2 separate regions of the Homo sapiens genome follow, and region 1 is linked to region 2. A link is a loop called in an ENCODE intact Hi-C map of the cell type or tissue named here. Cell type or tissue: heart right ventricle. All regions are shown on one strand.

The links. Hi-C counts contacts between places; a loop is a spot of excess contacts. Peaks named below come from ENCODE experiments on the same cell type or tissue, not always from the same donor. Only the 100,000 strongest peaks of a DNase experiment are listed, where the experiment ranks them.
Region 1: it touches region 2 in a loop (5-fold over the local background); 15 of 110 quality-filtered maps call a loop at or near these places.

The regions. Positions count from the first base shown.
Region 1 is chr20:8,404,336-8,406,835 of GRCh38, reverse strand. The region is part of intron 3 of PLCB1 (phospholipase C beta 1); the gene reads right to left. LOC124900459 (a long non-coding RNA gene) reads right to left here. Exons shown (of 2, transcript XR_007067518.1): 1 at 462-2,500. Among named protein-coding and RNA genes, the nearest start is that of PLCB1-IT1, 160 kb to the right of the region's middle. In heart right ventricle, no CTCF peak of the experiment used is centred here; a DNase peak (open chromatin) is centred at 1,423.
Region 2 is chr20:8,042,353-8,044,852 of GRCh38, reverse strand. No RefSeq gene overlaps it. Among named protein-coding and RNA genes, the nearest start is that of TMX4-AS1, 24 kb to the right of the region's middle. RefSeq lists a silencer at 857-1,151. In heart right ventricle, a CTCF peak has its summit at 974 (motif pointing left); no DNase peak of the experiment used is centred here.

The sequences.
Region 1 (2,500 bases), 360 kb before region 2:
AAAAAGCCAGAAAGAGCCCAGGTAAGTTGATCCCTCACATAAAATCACTATAATTCTTGTTTTTTCTGGGAATTTACTGTAATACTGGTAAAACTGAATAATAGAATTTGAACAGCCTTACTCTTTGCATTATATTCATTTTCTAGTGCTTCTTCAATGAATTTTCTTTATGAAAAGGGCTCTCTGCTCGACAGGCTCTTATGTAGATGGAATGACCTTTTGCTGCCTTGGAATACTGGAAGGCAAATTTCAACTCATCTGACTCACAAAACTAAATAAGTTCTGGCCTCCATTAGCAAGGAGATAGAAGATAGTGAACCTCACTTTCCTTTTGTTGCTTTTCAATTCACAATAATTTCATCTTGAAATTATTATGTGTTGAAAACACTTAACACAAGACAATTTTTGCCTGAATGCATATGCCATATTTTAATGACTGAAGCTGTAATTTAAAACATTACCTGCATGTTCTTCCATTTTTCCTTAAGGTTATTCTTGTACACTGACACTAGTAAGTTGAATAAATTTGTTTTCATTACATCCAGTAAAGTTTACTAAAGAAAGAGAGAAACAGCTTTTATCACTATGGTCATTACTGATTTTAAAATGTAGCTTTAAGCAATTTCGTTTCTTCAATTACTCTATCCACATATTTTCCTTCTTCCATCAAAGCCATAGAACACATAAAAGTCAATAAAGTAAATCTGTAACTCATGCTATAAAATGCAGGAATGACTTGACTTGGGCCTTCAAATCCTCCATCACACATACAGGCAATGATGGGCTGGTAAATGTTAACAAGCAGCTATCAAAAAAAAAAAGGAAGAAAAAAAGCCCTAATTAGTAGTGTTTGTCAATTTATCTTGTGTAAATACTCTCATGGCCAATTTCAATCTATCAACATGGTGTCACTGAGCACAGATTTGGGCAGAGATGTCAGTAGCATCATTATATAGCATTCCTACCATTTGGATATAATGATTATAAATAACTTTGAGAACATGGATAATAATAAAAAGTAGGAAGTGACAGTATTAACATGATCATCTTTTTTCAATATAATGTATTTAGATTGAAGTTTATGTAGTTTAATAGCTGTGTTTAACAACTGGCTCTGTAAATTGGTACAAGCCAAATTCAATATGCTGAAGTCTAACAGGGAAGGTTTTTGGCTACTTGATTGTCCAGGTTTCAGCTGGCTTTGATTTCACTGGAAACAACCAGCTTCTCAGAAGGAAAGTGGGGTAGATTGATTGCAAAAGTGGCCACAATTCTTCACCTTCCCTGTATCCACATCCTTTTGCAACATGACTGTAGCTCCTTCTATTTCCCTACTGCTAAATCGGGGGAAAACTGGCTTGACCTTGAGACTTGCTTTGGGCGAAAGCATGTGGCGTAATTGATGGAGTGCCTGTTCCAAGTCTAGGCCTCAAGAGGCCTTGTGTGTTTCCACTCTGTCTCTTACTGTTCTGCTTTCACTGTGAGGATATCCCCAGGGTGGAGAAACCAGAAGAGTGCTGATTTTAAGGGAGAGCTGAACAAAACACGCGGAGATGAGTAGGGACAACTCTAGACTAGTCTAGAGCCAGATGACCTCGAAACATGTGAGAGACCCCAGCCCAAATCAGCAGAGCCACTTCATCAACCCACAGCTGACCACAGACACATACATGAACCCAGAACCACTCAGCTGACCTGCAAACTCATTAGCAATAACAAATGTTTATTGTTTTATGTCACTGGGTTTTGGGAAGGTTTGTTAGAGCTTGAGAATAAGACTAATTTCTGTCTTCTATATGGAGAACTGAAAGAGTCATCATTTGAATACCTACTGAAAGCAAAGAGGACTCCTGAAAATATCAGAGGAAATAGGACTAACATGTAGGAATTAAGGGTTGAGAGAAAAATATTGCTCATTTTGCTAATCTGGATACATACAACTTCAATAATTGTGGTGTGTTAATGTTACTTGAATTCAAAACTCTGGTCATAATCAGCTATAATTATGCCATGGTGTTAAAGCCATACTTCCAAAATATTCTGTTTTATGGATTCAATACTGATTATATCTTGCAAAGAAGACTTGCTTTTAAAAAATACTACTAGTAAATACTAGTATTTCTGGGGAAGAATTACTAAAAGAATCTGTACATTTTCAAAACTTTGAATATTTAAATTATAGAATGTTACCCTCACCACCATATCATTTTGAGACAATGAAATCATTCAATCCCATACTTCAGTTGCAAATTGATATTTCCTTTGAAATATTAGTTTTCCAAGGAGCTTGACATCCTGCTTCTCAGGGGAGAAAAAAGGAAGAAGGGGAATGCAAAATAAGCTTAGGACTTGTACCTTTTATCCTCTCTACTAGGTGTTTTCTAATCTCATTTTCAGTTCGGTGCCAGGAGATGTGCTTTACATAGAGAAATGCAAATCATTAGACATTCAAGGCAAAGTTGGAATTAGTGTAAAAATTTTCAGAATGGAAGGAACCTAG
Region 2 (2,500 bases):
ATTTAGTGACTCTGTGATTGTATTTGATACCCTGTTACAAGTGGCAAATTCAGTATCACTTAATTGCCATTTAAAAGAAATAGCATATTACTAGAATGATAATCAGCTTAAGAAGAATGGAGAGACAACAGCCAACTGAATACATTCATTCATAGGACAAATATTTATTGAGTTCTTGTTGTTTTTCAGACTCTGTCCTAGGTGGGTAAACAAAAAATTGATTCTGCAAGTTGGAAAGTCAGCCAAGTTCTGGACTTAGCCTTTATTTACAAGACAATAAGCAAAGGTATATATGTTGCTGTTTAACACTTGCCCTCTGCATTACTTTAAATTTATATATAATGCATATAGTATATATAATTTATACATATAAACCTATATTATTATTATTACCTATATTATATTATTATTAATATAATATTAATATTATATTAATATTTTGGGGGGACAGGATCTCACACTGTCACCTAGGCTGGAGTGCAGTGGTGTAATCGTGGCGCACTACTGCCTCGACCTCTTGGGCTCAGGCGATCCTCCTGTCTCAGCCCCCCAAGTAGCTGGGAACACAGGTGTTCACCACCAGGCTCCAGCTAATTTTTAAATTTTTCTGTAGAGACGGTCTTACTCTGTTGCTCAGGCTGGTCTCGAACTCCTGAGCTCAAGCGATCCTCCTGCCTTGCCTTCCTAAAGTGCTGGTATTACAAGCGTAAGTCACCGCGCCCAGCAATACCATTTTAAATATAGATATTATGCTTATGTGAAGTATTAAAAATTGCAAAAAAAAAAAAAAGAAAAGATTTCTGTCCTCTAGGAATTCATAGTAACTTGCAGTTATCTGAGTCATAATTATATTTGTATAATAAAGAATACTTTAGAATAAATAAATCGGTGCATGAATAACGGAATACTGAGAAGATTCCACTGCATGTAAGATTTGACTGCGTAGTTATAATCTCTATCGCCATCTAGCGGCAACAATATTAAAATCAGCTAGAACCAATCAGCAGGAAGCGATTCAGAACTCACCTGTCCGGGAGGATTCAATCTTACCTCAGGAACCACATGCCATAGAATGTGATTTTCTCTCTTTGTTTTTGGTCAGTATGCAGTAGAATGAGTGATGTGGGCAGTTTATATATTAATTATAAGCTTTCTTATTTAGACTTTAAAAGAAGGGTGTGAAAGCGAATATAAAACATGTTTATGCATTATTTCACTTAGAAACCTACATTATCTTCACTTTAGAAACAATTTTCATTTTCCTCTTAGCACATCAAAGGTATATGTTGCTTCAGAAACAATATTTATAATATCTTCTTTTAGATAAAAATGTGAAAATTATCTGTGATTAATTTTATTTAAACAATTTGAAGATATATGACATCTTTTCTGAGCTTTTTTTTCCTGGTTTCAGTAGCAATTAGAAGAGTGATAATCAGATTTAATAAGAATACCCTGAAAAAATAAAATAAGAATAAAATTTTGCTTTTAAAGTTATTTTGGCATAATATCAAAAAGGCACACCAGTTAAACTTTGAAAGACATATGAACCTTAACTCATTCTTGTAGGAAAGGCCATGTGATTAAGTGAATACGTTTCTATAACATCGTTTTCTAATTTATCTTAAATTTATAAGCATGTGTGTTGATCATTATAATTGAATTTATTGTTTTTTGGTCTGGCTAAGTGACTCAAAATTATTTTTAAATAAATGTGCTGAGTATAAAACAGGAGGTATATGGGATATACAATTATTTTTGCCTTGACCTTAATGTTCATTCATCACAGAGGCATCACATAGATTAAATAAAACAAGTTGCATATCTGCACAAAGGAAAAAATGCAGAAATGTTAGGTTTGGGTTTACAGGGTGCAGAGTTAAAATAATCATATATCTCAATTCTTGGGACACGATCTTTATTTTATACAAAGCCCCTCTATTTTGTTACACTCTCCCCTCCCCCACTGTTTCACTCTCAATTTCATTCGGTTTCTTATTTATTTTCATCTAAGCTCTTCTTAGGTTCTTCCCCTTACTGTTTCTACTTCCAATTATTTGTGACTAGTGTGTCCATAGTATTCCCACTTTTTTGTTTCCATTTTTTCTGGTGATAGAAAACCAGGTTGCCTCCTCCTCTTGGTACCACAAGTAATGTTTACATAAAGCACCTTTACATATGACCCTCATGCAGGAATTTTCCTGGTTTATATTCTCAGGGATTTTCATATCTGTAAACTATAGGGATTTTACAGATATGATTTCACAAAGTAATGATTTCTCTTCAGTATACGATACTGTCCAGACTTCTACCCTGAGTGCAGAAGGGCTTCCCATTTCCCCACAGCCTTATCAATATTTGATATATATGCCTGTGGGGGATTGTCTTTGCTGAAGTCTTTACTGTTACATCTCAATATTCTGATTTCCAGTGTGGTAAAGTGTATCTTCATATAATTGTTAGTCATTTTTGTTTCTACTGTGAATTCCTTATTCATATA